2 separate regions of the Homo sapiens genome follow, and region 1 is linked to region 2. Evidence: chromatin loops called from intact Hi-C (ENCODE). Cell type or tissue: heart right ventricle. All regions are shown on one strand. Each heading gives the region's core, and the rest is flanking DNA. Links, peaks and the distances in the headings are about the cores only.

The links. Peaks named below come from ENCODE experiments on the same cell type or tissue, not always from the same donor. Only the 100,000 strongest peaks of a DNase experiment are listed, where the experiment ranks them.
Region 1: a loop joins it to region 2, with 2.7 times the contacts of the local background. A loop is called at or near these places in 4 of 110 quality-filtered maps.

The regions. Positions count from the first base shown.
Region 1 is chr16:81,326,317-81,334,651 of GRCh38, reverse strand. The region is part of intron 1 of GAN (gigaxonin); the gene reads right to left. Among named protein-coding and RNA genes, the nearest start is that of GAN, 16 kb to the right of the region's middle. In heart right ventricle, for the core only: no CTCF peak of the experiment used is centred there; a DNase peak (open chromatin) is centred at 4,541.
Region 2 is chr16:81,200,489-81,208,823 of GRCh38, reverse strand. It overlaps the pseudogene PKD1L2. Among named protein-coding and RNA genes, the nearest start is that of BCO1, 34 kb to the left of the region's middle. In heart right ventricle, for the core only: a CTCF peak has its summit at 3,542 (motif pointing left); a DNase peak (open chromatin) is centred at 3,581; H3K27me3 peaks cover 838 bases.

The DNA of each region.
Region 1 (8,335 bases), core at 201-8,200, 130 kb before region 2:
GCAGTTCAATTCAATGCTCAAATGTTCCACTATCCACAGTTCCACTATTGTCCCCAGTGCAATAATCCGAATGGGAACCGGACTCTAGGGCTGGCCACAGGAGGAGGCTTTCATTTGGGAATAAACCTAGTTGCACCCCATCTCAGCCCGCTTCTCTGCTCACTACTCAATACCACATGTGCCCTGCCTGGGAAGATTCGGAGATGCAATGTAGTGAAAAGTCAGGAAAGGTTTCAGGAAAATCAAGGGTTTACTTTCCAGGTGTCTTCATCCCACCAACCAACAACACAGTAATGAAGGTGACGGAGACCCACCTTCACAATGGAGGTGCAGAAGCAACTCCCAGGAGGCCACAGCCACAGTCCTATCCTTCCCCGACAGCCTCCCTTCCCCCAACTATGCAACACAGGCAGATCCACAGAAACCTTTTCCATTCTCCTCTTGATATCACATCATCCACTTTGAAGAGGAAATATAATGTAGCATTTTGTATTTAGCTTTGCTCTGCATAACCATGTCCAATTACATTTGTATCTGGAAGAAATATGAGAATAGCAATTATGTATCTTTGAGAGTCATGTGATTTGAAGAAAGGAGAAATTTATCTCAAAGAAGGTTATGTTTTCTGAAAAGAGAACATGGCAAGTGTGAATTACAAATGAAACGGGAAGGCAGTGCAATGAAACTTCTGCAGAGTGTGCATGTGTTTGGGGGACATGAAGCAGGGAAGACAGCACACACACAGCACCCCAGGATTGTGGACGTGCACAACTATAAGTAACAACTGGACCAGGCAGGAATGCAGCCATCCCTAGAGGGACAGCTACAACGTGTAACCAAACCAGTGAAAACTGGATTGGTGGATAGGTGGTGTTGTTTTGTGTAGCTAGCCTCTCACCGCACCAGGTGAGATATTAGGTACTAAGTATGGATTCAGAAATAAGATCTCAACTAGTTGGTAGTCTCCATCCTTGAGGAACTGACAAACTTTTACTTCTAACCATAGACTTAATGTCAACAAAATGAATTGCTATGAATCATTTCTATTTGGATTTTAATCCAGTCATGTAAGCCTCTAGCATTATGTTTCATGATAGAAAGTACCCATTGTGTTACATAAATCCTTTTCCCCCCAGGCTATGCATAGCCTATTCCTCCCCAGTTGTCCCTAACTAGTAAACGGTACTATTTTCTACCCACCTGCTTAAGTCTAAAATTTCAGAGTCCACCTAATAAATACAGAAGGATGGACCGGGTTATAAAACAGAAGTGGATACTAAAACTGGTGAATGCAGGTTAGTGAGGAATGGGATATTTACATAATCTCAAAGTGTTGCTCCCACAACTTATTAATTATAAAGAGAAAAACAGACTAACCTAGTGGATTCCTCCTTTTTTTTTTTTTTTTTTGAGATGGAGTCTCGCTCTGTTGCCTAGGCTGGAGTGGAGTGGCGTGATCTCAGCTCACTGCAACCTCCATCTCCTGGGTTCAAGCGATTCTCCTGCCTCAGCCTCCCAAGTAGCTGAGACTACAGGTGCGTGCCACCTACCTGGCTAATTTTTGTTTTGTATTTTTGGTAGAGATGGGGTTTCACTGTGTTAGCCAGGATGATCTCGATCTCCTGACCTTGTGATCTGCCCACCTCAGCCTCCCAAAGTGCTGGGATTACAGGCATGAGCCATTGCACTCGGCCCTAAACCTAGTGGATACCTCTTAAATAACGTGATCAAACTGAACAATACCAATGTTGGGACAAATTAACATCACGGCCTCCTGATATGATGCACTGAAGAGGACATGATATCACTTCCATGGGGTTCTTGCCAAAAATGCAACCCTCCCATCCAATCTAATCGTAAGAAACCAAACAAAACCAAGACAAGGGATATTCTATAAAATAACTGACTAGTACTCACCAGAAGAGCTGTGGTCATGAAAGACAAGGAAAGACTGAGGAACCACCACACACTGGAGACTAAGGAGACATGGCAGTTGCAAGCACTGTGGAGCAGGCATGTGCTATGTACAAGGGAAGGCAGAATCAGCTCTTGGGAGAGAGTGGTCACAGGAGGCTTCACAGAGGTGGCACCCGACTCAGGTTGGCTGAGCACTTGCAGGCATACTTGGAGGGAGAGCAAGTACACCAAGGAAGGGGGACAGCAAAAGCATTACAGTAAAAGACTACATCCCAGGTGTGAAAGTTGATCATACAAACTGGGTCATTCTAGTCATACCCAGTTAAATATGAGTCAAGGACCAGTGTAGAAAGCACTTAGGGCACATAGCTCCTGCTGCAAGAACTAACTTTTCCACAAGCCCAGTTGCTGAAACTGCCTGCTGCAACCCCACAGCCAGTCTGACCTGGTAGCTTGCTGAAATGACCTGCAACGTCTCTGACTGGTTTACCCACCACCGTTGCTTGCCAGTTCCTGAAAGCTTCTCTAGCATCCATGAGCTTCTTTTTTTTCTTTTTCTTTTTTTTTTTTTTTGAGACAGATTTTCCCTCTCGTTGCCCAGGCTGAAGTGCAATGGCATCATCTCGGCTCACCGCAACCTCTGCCTCCCAGGTTCAAGCGATTCTCCTGCCTCAGCCTTCCAAGTAGCTGGGATCACAGGCATGCGCCACCATGCCCGGCTAATTTTGTATTTTTAGTAGAGACAGGTTTCTCCATATTGGTCAGGCTGGTCTCAAACTCCCGACCTCAGGTGATCCGCCCGCCTTGACCTCCCAAAGTGCTGGGATTACAGGCATGAGCCACCACGCCCGGCCTTCCAAGAGCTTTCTTTCACAGTATGTCCCAGCCTTCTCTTTGTTCTTCTGACATACTGAAGACCCCAGTCTGGGCGTACGGCCCAAAATGTAATTCTTGCTTCCCAAATAAACCGTTTTAAATTTAGAGATTTGCTCTATATTGTATACAACTTCAACAAAGAAATGAGAGAATGCAAGGAGTTTGGCAAAGCTAGAGAGCGGGGTGCAGCCATGTGTATGAGGGGACAGGGTGGGACGTGGGGAAGAGCCGTTCCTGAAGGACTTCCCACAAGCAAACTTGGACTTTGCCTTGAGGGAAATGGAGCCGCTCCTTAGGAATTTGGTTTTCTTTTTTTCACCTACTGATTTTGAAATAATTTAAGATTTTTAAAAAAGTTTTTAAAAATTGTACTGAGTTCCTTTGCACCCTGCAATTATCCAAACTCAGAAATTAATATTGTTACAGAAATACTAATTAAACCACATGCTTTATTCCAGTATCACCACTTTTCCCCCGCAGTGTCCTTTCTCTGTTCTAGGATCCAATCTAGTCCCATCCTGCAGTTAGTTGTCTTGTCTCTAATCAGTGACAGTTTGTCCTTCCTTCCTTGTCTTTCATGACCTTAGCACTTTGATGTGCACTGGTCAATTAATTCGCATCTCGTTCCTCAACTTGGATTTGCCTTTTTTCTTTTTTTGAGACATGGTCTCTGTTGCCCAGGGTAGAGCGCAGTGGTGCGAGCACAGATCACTGCAGCCTCAAACTTCTGGGCTCAAGTGATCCTCCTCCCTCAGCCTTCTGAGTGGCTGGGACTACAGGTGTGCGCCACCATGCCTGGCTAATTTTTAAAGTTTTTGTAAAGATGGGATCTTGCTATGGTACCCAGGTTGGTCTAGACTGCTGGGCTTAAGCAACCCTCCTGCTTTAGCCTCACACCTGCCAGGATTACAGGCGTGAACCACCATGCCTGCCTGTTTAATTTCTTATAATTCCACTGAGGTTATGCATTTTTAGCAGATACACTACGGAAATATCGTATCAGGCAGAAGATGATATTATTATGTCTTGTTCTAATGATGCTGACCTTGGTCACTTGGTTAAGGTGGTACCTCTTGGGTTTCTCCATGGTTAAGTTATAATTTTTCCCTTTGTAAGTATATTCAAGGAGATAATTTGGGAATACATAAATACCTTTTTCTCCTCAAAATCTCACCCTTTTTGTAGCCATCAGTAGATACTGTCTGCAACAATAACTGTGGTACTTCAATGATGATTTCTATCCTCTATTTCTTCTACATATACGAATTGAAATTCTTTTATAAGAAAGACCTGTCTCCTCTCCTCCATTTATTAGTTTATTCATGCATTCATTCATTCACTTATCCATGCACAGACACATGGGTGTTTATCTTATTATCTGGAGTAGAATCCAATGTTATACTGTGATTTATTTTCTTGCTCACATTGCTGAGGTATTGGCCTCTGGGAGTCCCTTCTGGGTGGCTCCTGTGCCCTGCACAAAGCCTGTCTTCTGAGCTCCTCAGTGCTTTCTGGCACAAAATGCTCCAGCCTCTTGGTGTCTTTTTCCTGCCCCAGCACTGAATCAGCCTTGTCTCTGGAGATATTAGAGTTTTAAACATTATCCGATTACATTCTAGAAACATCACTCTGGCGGCAGCAGTGTGGAGACTGACGGGGGCTGAGCAGGGAGGCAGACAGACCAGTGAGAGGTCCTGCCACAAGTCAGAACTGATGAAAGCTGGCACTTGAGGAGGGGCAGGGCCAGTGGCAATGGTGAAGAGAAGGCAGATTCCAGAGATCTGAGAGGTAGAAACGAGAGGTCTGGGCATCAATTAGATGCTGAGAGTGAGCGAGGTGATGATATCTCTGCTGCCTCCTAGATTTCTCCTGGGGAGTCTGGTAGTATACTAACCCACACAGTCAATGGAGGACAGCCCACTGGCTGGGGGAGGGAGCTAGGTTGACTGGGTTTAAGGTGGCCATGTAGCGGGCTTGGTATCAGTGGGTCTGGGGCTCAGGAAAGAGGTCAAGGCAGTAGCTTCTCTGGGGTAGATGAGATCACCGTGGGAGACAGTGCAGGGTGAGAATGGAATCTTATGTCTAATCAAGGTATAGGGACAGATGGGGAGGAGAGCCAGAAAAACAGGCTGTGAGGAACATGGGACAAGAGGTGCCACAGAAGCCTGGAGAGACCAAGTATCAACAAAATATATCAACAAAATGATCTGATAAATACAGCAGACAGGTCAAGATAAACACTTAAGTTTTCACTTGATTTGGCAATTATACACTGCAATTTTTTAAAGAACAGTTTTGATGGAGTGGTAAGACATGAGCCTAACTGCAGACTGAACAAAAACCAGGAGCTGAGACTGTGCACAAGATAAAGAGATACTTTTCTTTCAAGAAGCCTGGTTGCAAGGTCAGGGAAATTATGCACTTGTAAGAAGAGGATGCAGAGTCTGTTTACTTTTTTTCTTTTTTTCCAATATAAGTAGAGAGTTTATTTGGCCACATTTGAGGGCGGCAACCCAGGAACACGGATTCCAGTTGCCCTGAATGAATCTATGCTTCCTCTGCTTGCTTTTAACAGATGCGTTTGTTCAACATGTGCACATCTCCTACACGCCAGGCACTGGAAAAGATGAGCAGACTTTTCTGCTGGGGCAAAGAAGCCAGGAGAGAAGGAAAAAAAAAGAGAAGAGAACAAACAACAGGAGAAAAAGGGTGGGGGAACAGGAGATGAGACAGTCAGGGAGGATAGGCCTTGACTATCAATCTTTGCTCTACAGAAGATTGGCATGTAAATCATCATTATGTCTAATTAGCATTTTAAACATGACCTTCAGAGTTAAAAGATTTTACGCCCAGATTTTTAAACATCTAATACTGTAGATGAAACGGTGACAAATTACAACCTGCTGCCTGTTTAGCCACGGAGATAGAAATGGTTGTTATATTTTTAAAAGGTTATTAAAACAAAAACAAAGAAGAATATGTGACCAAGACCACATGTGGCTTGCAAAGCACAAAATTATTTCTAACCCTTCAGAGAAAAAGTCTGCCAATCCCTGCTCTGAATATTTTTACAATAGCAAACACACAACACTTTAAAATCCAGTCTAACAGATAAGTGAAGTAACGATTTTTGAGAAATGATTTCCAAAAGTGATGAAGGAATGGTGATAGATCTAAAAAAAATGGTGATAGATCTAAAAAAAAAAAAATAAGATACACACTGGTAGGGTCTTTATATGATAAGACAGTTTTCCTGGACAGTAACCTGGCTTCACACAACAAATAACAAATCTGTTTCTATCTTCAGATCTGGGATATAGTCTCCAAAGTAGGTTTACCTGTAGTCACAAAAAATACAAAAAGAACCCAAACTCTTTTTCTGATTTGTTTATGGTGTCATCATTCAGCCTGCAAATTAAATGGCAAAGAGAATGACATTTCTGAAGCACAGAATATGAAACAGTAATATGATGTAATAACAGCTATTAAAAATGACAACTATGGGCATTACATTGAGATACGAGAGAGATGTGAAATGAATTCAAGTAAAAAGACGAACTGTAAATAACAGGTAAATATAGATTTCAACTACTTCAACTGTAACTATACATTAAGTATACTGTTCAGAACCAGAAATTGAGGGCAACATAAATGAAGCTCCAATGTAATTTCCCAATTTTTTGTGTGTATAGATTTTTTAAATTTAAATCTAGTTCGCGTCATTTTGAAAGTAAAGCAGTCAATAAAATTTCTCTCTTAAAAGACAAGGTTTGAAAATGCATGTTAAAATTTTAAGAGTTCAAAGACGATTAAAACGATGACGCAGCAACTGGTGAAGCCAAGAAATTCTGCTTCAATGAAACAAGTCTGATTCCTTGTTCTGGTCACACCCTGACCTTTTGGAAAGGTACATAAAAGGAAGGCATTCGTGCCACAACCTGTCAAACAGTTCTAGATTTTCTACTTTGCTATTCTATTTCGGAGGCTATTAAAAGGCTCTTTCTATATAACCTTAAGACCCCCATGCAAATGAGCATCTCAAGAATAAGCCCCTTCACTTTGGGGAGCACTCTTACAAGTTTCCCCTGTCTAATTAAAAACTGGCTTATCTGGTTCTTTCTTGCTACAGTACACAGGCAGCACTTTAAATACTATAGGAGCTCCATACTTCAGAAGCAAGTTCATGTTTCTACTCACTTTCCATTTTCTCTTTCCCAATGTAGAGAGTTACAAGGAAGATTTTATGCCTTTTCAAAGAAAGTAGGCCTCCTAAATAAATCCAAAATGAAAGCAGGAATTTATGTGAATTTATTATTGTCTTTGTACTTGTCTTTTTTGTGTAGTTCAAACCGAAGCATTAAGTGAACTTTAAGAGACTGCCCCCTTTTTCCTTTTTTAGGAAAGGAGATAGTGGAGTAGGGGAAACAAAAACTACAGCCTCCAGTACACCCCTCCAGTTCCCTTTAATAAATAAGAGGCAGCTCCAGGATGAACTTCCCGTTAGCATGTTTAAGCTCCATCTGAAAACCACCTTTTTGCTTCTGGCGCCTCCTTAATTTATAATCCACTGCTATAAACTTCTCCAAACAACTTGAAGCTGAAAATGCCTTCCAAAATGTTGTCAAGGAAATGAATGCTTCTCAATTAATTCTTTAGTCATGTTGGGACAAAACGCTCTCTCATCAGAGCTACTCTTTCTGAATAAAGAATTCGGTCTCTTCTTCTCTCAGCTTTCTTGGCATCAGAAATTGAATTCGTGGGAGCTGACCATGCCATCTAAAACAGTCCAAAAGTAAGACTCTAAACTCTGTTGCAAAATGGTTTATTCTGTCCCTTTGCCCTACCCCACAAACGTATTCAGCTACATAGTAAAATGCTATGGCAGAAAGTTCAACCTTACTTGGATGTAGTATATTCAGCATCCTGAACTCTGACCTTTTACTTTTTCGGCAGGACAGTCATGTAGCAGGTAACGATGTTTCAGTCCGTGATGGACAGTATATACAACAGTGGTCCCGTAAGATTATCATGCCATATTTTTGCTGTGGCTTTTCTATGTTTAGATACACATATACTTGCCGCTGTGTTGTAACTGCCTACAGTGTTCAGTACAGTCACATGCTGTATAGGTCTGTGGCCTAGAAGCAACAGACTACATCAGATAGTCTAGGTGGGTAGTAGGTTATGCCCTCTAGGTTTGTACACTCTGTGATATTCGAACAATGACAAAATGCCCAATGATGTATTTCTCAGAACGTATTGGTGTCATTAAGCAATGCTGACTGTACATACATATCACAGACAACTCAATTATCCTTTTTTTTTGAGACGGAGTTTCACTCTTGTTGCCCAGGCTAGAGCGCAATGGCGCGATCTCGTCTCCTCGCAACCTCCGCCTCCCGGGTTCAAACAATTCTCCTGCCTCAGCCTCCCGAGTAGCTGGGATTACAGGCATGTGCCACCACATCTGGCTAATTTTTTTTTTTTTTTTTTTTGTATTTTTAGTAGAGATGGTGTTTCTCCACGTTGGTCAGGCTAGTCT
Region 2 (8,335 bases), core at 228-8,227:
AGACCCTGAACTACTTGAGGACAGAAATCCTACTTCTCCCTCACCTGAGTACCTAGCCCAGTACCTGGTCTTCAGGAGATATCAAAAGCTATTTGTTGGGCGGATGGTGGGTAAATGAATGAGTGGGTGAGAGGCCATTCATCTCTGTACAGCTCTGTTGAATGTATCCTCTTTTGTCTTGCACACCATTCCTGCTTCCGCTGGGATGTGCGTGCTTCCCAGGCCAGTGCCAGGAGCTACAGTCATGCCAGGTGGCAGCAGATGAGACCTACTTTGGAAACCTGTGTCCGACTCAGGGCAGTTACCTGTGGGTGCAGTACCAGTGCCGGGAAGGTGAGTCCCCGACTTGCTTGAGCATAGAAATGTCCCTCTGATTTTATGGCATGTCCAGCTTCCCCTGAAAACAGAGACAGCAGCCACCCACGTGGGCTGATCTCTGTGTGCTAAGAGACTCCCTCATTCAAAGTTGCTCCCCTTGGCTGGACGCGGTGGCTCACGCCTGTAATCCCAGCACTTTGGGAGGGAGGAGGATAGTCTGAGCCCAGGAGTTGGAGACAAGCCTGGACAACGTGGAGAAACCCCGTCTCTACAAAAAATCTAAAAATTAGGCTGGGTGTGGTGGCTCATGCCTGTAATCCCAGGACTTTGGGAGGCTGAGGGGAGTAGATCACTTGAAGTCAGTAGTTCGAGACCATTGGCCAACATGGTGAAACTCTGTCTCTACCAAAAAATACAAAAATTAGCCAGCCGTAGTGGCATGCACCTGTAATCCCAGCTACTTGGGAGGCTGAGGTGGGAGAATCACTTGAACCTAGCAGGCAGAGGTTGCAGTGAGCAGAGATCATGCTATTGCCCTCCACCCTGGGCGACAGAGTGAAACCCTGTCTCAAAAAATAAAAATAAATATTAGTGGGTGTGGTAGCACATACCTGTAGTCCCAGCTACTCAGTCTCTACTGAGGTGGGAAGATCACCTGAGCCTGGAAAGATCGAGGCTGCAGTGAGCCATGATCGCATCACTGTACTCCAGCCTGGGTGAAAGAGCAAGACCCTGTGAGAAAAAAAAAAAAAAAAAAAAAAAGACCCACATAAAAATACTGGACAGGTAGCCAGAAGAGAGTCGGTTATAAACAGAAATGTGCAATTTTGCTTCACAAGTGCATGCAGCATTTTATGTTTTAATCCACAGCCCTGCAGCTGATGGTGTCCAGTGAGAGTTTCATCTTTGACAATGTCACCATCTCCCTGACGTGGCTCCTCTCACCCTACATAGGAAACCTGTCCTGTATAATTAGTACAGGAGACAGCCACACTTTTGATCCCTACAACCCGCCGAGGTAAGAGAAATCTCTGAGCCTTGAGCCAGGTTGTATCATCAGTTTTTTTGCCACATAACAAACCAACCCAAAACTTGGTGGCTTAAAACAATAGTTACCATTTCTTACGGTTCTTTGGAGAGCTGGGCGGCTTTTCTTGTCTGAGTGGAGTTGGCTGGGGTAGGCTGTCCGGGAAGACCTCACTCACTCACATGCCTAGTGGTCAGCTGGATGTCAGCTAGAAGCATATGCTGCTCATCACTCAACAGGTTAGCCTAGGCTCATTCACACAGTGTTCCTAGCAGCGGAGCCCAATGCGCAAACATTTTTTCAAATCTCTGCTTGTGTTACATTTTCTAAGATACCGTTGGCCAAAGCAAGTTCCATGGCCAAGACCAGATTCAAGAGGTGGAGGAATAGACCCCACCTACTGATAGAAGGAGTGTGGAGCCACACTGCGAGGTGCTTCTATATGGGATGGGAGGAACTGTTGCTGCTACTTTTGCAAACACTCTACCTCATAGGTTTTCTTTTCTTTTCTTTTCTTTCTTTCTTTTTTTTTTTTTTTTTTTTTGAGGCAGGGTCTTTCTCCATCGCCCAGGCTGGAGTGCAATGGCTCGATCTCGGCTCACTGCAACCTCCACCTCCTGGGTTCAAGCGATTCTCCTGCCTCAGCCTCCCAAGTAGCTAGAACTACAAGCATGTGCCGCCATGCCTGGCTAATATTTGTATTTTTAGTAGGGACAGGGTTTCACCACGTTGGCTAGGTTGGTGTCGAACCTCTAACCACAAGTGATCTACCCCCTCGGCCTCCCACAGTGCTGGTAGTACAGGTGTGAGCCACAGCACATGGCCCCCTGTCACATTTGTGTTCGTGGCTGCCTTGAATGTTTCATGGTGTCAAATGAGAAACTATTTACAGTGATGTTTTGGGGGCAAATATCTGGGTGATACAAATACCTATGCCACTGTTCTGTGGGTTTCTTCCTGACTGCTATGAGTTTGTAAAGAAAACGACAGATTGTAAGTTACACAATCTTTCAGCCCCCAAATCTTGTAGAACTTGAATTTGGCATAAGTCAAAATTGCCTAAATGTAGCCCCGCTATGACCCACAGCTACACAGGACTTTTCAGTGATAAACAGTGGTTTAGAACAGAAGCAAATGGGACCAAATGTTAATGTTTGTTAAGTCTGGATGGCGAATCCAAGGGTGTTTGTTGTATTATTCTCTGGAAGTTTTTGTGCGATTAAAATCTAAGACACAGCACTGTTTGACATTTGCAGTCTCTCTGGGCATTAGCTCTAAACAACAATCACTGACATTTTTTTCTCTTTCAAAGGAAATAGATGGTGGCACCTCCTCCACCATTGCCCCACCCAAATAGTCCATCTTCCTTTACATTAAAGATTTGTTGGACCTTGAAACTACCCACCCACCTTTTTTTTGGGGGGGGGGGGGGCGGGTGGAGGATTGGCAGAGTCTTGCTCTGTCACCCAGGCTGGAGTGCAGTGGCATGATCTCGGCTCACCGCAACCTCCATATCCCAGGTTCAAGCGATTCTCCTGCCTCTGTCTCCCGAGTAGCTGGGACTACAGGCATGCTCCACCACGCCCAGCTAATTTTTGTATTTTTAGTAGATAGAGGTGGGGTTTTGCCATGTTGTCCAGGCTGGTCTTGAACTCCTGACCTCAGATGATCTGCCCATCTCGGCTTTTCAAAGTGCTGGGATTACAGGCGTGAGCGATTGTGCCTGGTCACCACCCACCTTTTAAAAATCATTTTTATAAACACTGGGAAATGCCTTTCTGATGCCTTCTTATCAATACTAGCAGCCACAGAACTCAGGTTATGATAGGGAAAATAGCATGAATTTTGATTTTTGAATGTACGGAAGCCACATTTTTTTGTGTAAATATCACTGTGCTTTTCTCTTATGTGTTGGTGCAGCCTCCTTTTTCTTAACTCATCATTAGTCTAAGAGGTGAGATGTTTAAATCAAACCCTTCGTATCCATTGTTGATAAATAATAAGAGCTCCTGGGAAGAATTGCATTGCTTAGGAGTCAGAAGACTTCTCTGTTAGAAGCTCCTTTTTACCTTGCCTTATATTCATTTGCATGGAGGGCCTTTTTTTTTTCTGTGTTTGTCATGGAAAATTTTCCACATTTCTGAAACTGTATTACGGGCCTTACAGAACAATTTGCTTTTGGTGAAATCTGTGTGAATCCAGCGTTGGTTAGCTGAGCGCCACCTTCTGGCAAATCTAGGGATTGACATTGTTCTTCCGTTAATCGGCTGCTTCTGCGCACAGCTGATATTGGGCGTGCAGAGATTTGTCTGAAACTAATAATCCACAAAACAGCAGGAGCCTTAGAGTGACCTAGAGCTAAAGTCCTCTCTCGGGGAACCAGAATTATAAGGCAAGAGCAATGGATCTAGAGAAAAGAGAGTAGCATGGACCTGAAAGCATGTGGCGTATTCAAATAACTGCAAGGACCTCGCCATGCCTGGAGTTCAGGACTCTGTGGAAGAATGAAAGATGCTGAAAAACTCAGCAGGAGCCTGGTCCTGAAGAGCTGTTGATGCTAGCCAGTCTAACGTAGGTGGGGTCTGTCAACTAAAGAAAAATCAAGCTTTTTAAATAATTAAAGTTAGTTTTGTTCAGGACGACAGACTGAGAACTACAGCCTGGGAGGTCTTTCAAAGAGGTTCTGCCAGACTGCTCCAAAACAGTGTTTCAGCTCACAGCTTCTATATGGGTTGTGGAGGTTCAGTCCACGTAAAATCACATCAAAGTTTGGGTGCAAGAGTGCATCTGCCTCTAGATGACTAAAGTATATCTTGTTGGCCGGCTTCGGTGGCTCATGCCTGTAATCCCAGCACTTTGGGAGGCCAAGGTGGGCAGATCGCTTGGGGTCAGGAGCTCAAGACCAGCCCGGTCAACATGGTGAAACTCCATCTCTACTAAAAAAAAAAAAAAAAAAAAAAAAATTAGCTGGACGTGGTGGTGCATGCCTGTATTCCCAGCTACACAGGAGGCTGATGGAGGAGAATCGCTTGAACCTGGCAGGCGAAGGTTTCAGTGAGCGGAGATCCTGCTACTGCTCTCCAGCCTGAGCAACAGAGAAAGACTCTGTCTCAAAAAAAAAAAAAAAAAATCTTGTTGTAGATTGCAGAAGCATAATCACCAGCCATCTCAGATGTTATCTTTTTTTTTTTTTCTTTAAGACGGAGTCTTGCTCTGTCACCCAGGCTGGAGTGCAGTGGCGCGATCTCGGCCCACTGCAAGCTCCTCCTCCCGGGTTCACGCCATTCTCCTGCCTCAGCCTCCCAAGTAGTTGGGACTACAGGCGCCCGCCACCACGCCTGGCTAAATTTTTTTTTTTTGTATTTTTGTAGAGACGGGGTTTCACCGTGTTAGCCAGGATGGTCTCAATCTCCTGACCTCGTGATCCGCCCACCTCGGCCTCCCAAAGTGCTGGGATTACAGGCGTGAGCCACTGCACCCAGCGAGACATTATCTTATATGTAAGAAAAGGACCAGTCATTTATCTTTTTAGGGATATAGTGACTCAGGCTAGAGACGTGGAAGCCGAGCACTCTATTCTGTTTTGTCTTCAAAGTGTTCTGGAGGGCTGCCTGTCACTGCAGTCAGGGGCTTCCTGTGATTATGCTGGCTAACAGAAATGAGCACACCTATCTCCTTGAGTTTGCTACTTTGTCTCACAGGAACCAGGAAACAGACTCTGTTGTGGAGCATGGGAAGGGAGTAGTAAGATGGGGCAAGAGGAGAGTTGAACTGGGATGCAGGGGCCACAGAGACCCTGACGATCCTGCAGAAACCTCTGAGCAGAGATGGCCCTCAGAGTTGCTTCCAGTTGAGGCCAGAGAGCCAGACCATTATACCCCGGCACTGAGCACTCGTGGGGTGCAGATGTCCATGGGAGGGGAGGTAGGTTTGAGCGAGGCAGCTCCCTTTGGCTAAAAGGGACTCCTGGACATGGATTCAGCTGTAAGCCCTCAGCCACAGCTCACAGGTGTACTGGGGGAATGCATGCTCAGGCTTGAAGGGTGGAATCTGGGGGATTCCCTGTAGCACCCACTACAGAGGATAATAGGAGGGTTTTCAGGCCAGGAACGACATAGTCTAAGTTGTTACTATTATTGCTAGTGTTACTAGTACTCGCTGGATTTTTTTTTTTTTTTTTTTTTTTTTTTTTTTTTTTGAGACAGGCTCTTACTCTGTCGCCCAGCCTGTAATGCAGTGGTGCGATCTCAGCTCACTGCAACCTCCGCCTTCTGGGTTCAAGCGATCCTCCTGCCTCAGCCTCCCTAGTACCTGGGATTACAGGTGTGCACCACCACGCCCAGCTAACTTTTGTGTTTTTAGTAGAGATGGGGTTTCGCCACGTTGGCCAGGCTGGTCTCTGTCTCCTGACCTCAAGCGATCTGCCCGCCTCGGCCTCCCGAAGTGCTGGGATTACAGGCATAAGCCACCAAGGCTGGCCAGCCATACACTTTTAAACAACCAGATCTTGTGAAAACCCACTCACTACCAAGAGAACAGCATCAGGGCGATGGTGCCAAGCCACTCGCGAGAAAACGCCCCTATGAGCCAATCACCTTCCACCAGGCCCCACCTCCAACATTGGGGATTATAATTCAACATGAGATTTGGGCAGGAGCGCAGATCCAAACCCTGTCAGTGCATGTGTAAATGCGTGTCTTTGTGTTTCCCCAACACTGGTCATGTCCCTGACTGTGGCCGGCAATGTGTCCAGCAATGTGACCCACCAGTTCACATCTCCTGGGGAATTCACCGTGTTTGCTGAATGCACAACCAGTGAGTGGCATGTGACAGCTCAGAGGCAGGTGACCGTGCGAGACAAGATGGAGACGCTCAGTGTGACTGCATGCTCCGGCCTGTCCCAGTCAGGAGCCGGCCCTCTCTGCCAGGCTGTCTTTGGGGATCCTCTGTGGATTCAGGTGGAGCTTGATGGAGGTGAGTCTGCAGAATTGGGCACATCAAGGCAAGCTATAAAATCACTGATTTCCTCCAAATCTATCCAACTCCCAGACCTTAATAAATAGTGGGCTGGGTGCAGTGGCTTGAGCCTGCAATTCCAACACTTTGGGAGGCTGAGGCGGGCGCATCGCTTGAGCCCAGAAGTTCGGGACAAGCCTGGGCAACAGGGTGAGACCCCATTTGTACAAAAAGTACAAAAATTAGTCAGGTATGGTTGCACATGCCTGTAGTTGCAGCTACTTGGGTGGCTGAGGTGGGAGTATGGCTTGAACCCGGGAGGTCGAGGCTGTAGTGAGCTGAGATCATGCTACTGCATGCCAGCCAGGACAACAGAGTGAGACCCTGTTTCAAAAAAAAGTAAATAAATAGTAACAAGGATCACCTACTGAGTTCTTTTTTTTTGAGATGGAGTTTTGCTCTGGTTGCCCAGGTGGAGTGCAACGGCACAATCTCAGCTCACTGCAACCTATACCGCCTGGGTTCAAGTGATTCCCCTGCCTCAGCCTCCCAAGTAGCTGGGATTACAAGCATGCACCACCACACCTGGCTAATTTTTTGTATTTAGTAGAGACAGGGTTTCACCATGTTGGTCAGGCTGGTCTCAAACTCCTGACCTCAGATGATCCACCTAGCTTGGCCTCCCAAGGTGCTGGGATTATAGGTGTGAGCCACCACACCTGACCGAGTTCATTTTTAAACTATCATTTATTCATTTATTTAGCACCTAGTGTGTGCCAGGCACTGTTCTAAGTGCTTTGCATAAACTTGTCTACTCATTACATAGTAGTATTATCTTCATGTTACAGATGAAGAAATGAAGACACAGAAAGGTTAAAACATTTGCCCAGAGTCAGAAGGCTAGTAAGGTAGTGAGTGCTCCTAGCCTTCCAAAGGCCCTTCTTTGCATCCCTGTAGAACCGAACTTCCGAGTCACTTCCTTTTGGGAATTTAACTAGGATGAGGTGGCACTGGGACTGCTACCAACTGGGCCTGAGCCCATCTCAGTACAGCCAGCATCGACTAGCTTGGCACAATCAAGTTGCCCCTGGCCAAGGCCAGTATTCAGCTGCACCCACTGGTATAGCCATGCCAACTGTTATGGCTGAGGTCCATTCTCATTGGTCACAGGGTGTTTTCTGATTGGTCACAGAGACTGCTCTGATTGATTGTCATGTCCATTCTGATCGGTCACAGTGTCTTTTCTTTTTTTTTGAGACAGAGTCTTGCTCTGTCATCCAGGCTGGAGTGCAGTGGTGCGATCTCAGCTCACTGCAACTTCCACCACCCGGGTTCCAGTGATTCTCGTGCTTCAGCCTCCTGGGTAGCTGGGACTACAGGTGCGTGCCACCATGCCAGGTTAATTTTTTATTTTTTTCTATTTTAGTAGGGATGGGATTTCGCCATGTTGGCCAGGCTGGTCTTGAACTCCTGACATCAGGTAACCTGCCCACCTCGGCCTCCCAAAATGTTGGGATTACAGGCATGAGCCACTGTGCCTGCCCACAGTGTGTTTTCCTTTTTTTTTTTTTTTTTTTTTGAGATGGAGTCTCGCTGTGTCCCAGGATGGAGTGCAATGGCATGATCTTAGCTCAGTGCAACCTCCGCCTCCTGGATTCAAGCGATTCTCCTGCCTCAGCCTCCCAAGTAGCTGGGATTACAGGCGCCCACCACCACACCCAGCTAATTTTTGTATTTTTAGTAGAGACAGGGTTTCACCATATTGGCCAGGCTGGTCTTGAACTCCTGACCTCATGATCCACCCGCCTCGGACTCCCAAAGTGCTGGGATTACAGGCATGAGCCACCGCGCCCAGCCTGTGTTTTCTAATCGGTCACAGAGACTGCTCTGATTGGTTGTCATGTCTATTTTGATGGGTCAGGGTGTCCATTCTGATTGGTCACAGCATCTATTCTGATTGGTCATGGCATCTATTTGTTGGTCGCAGTGTCTATTCTGATTTATCAGAGCATCCATTCTAATTGGTTGGCGCCC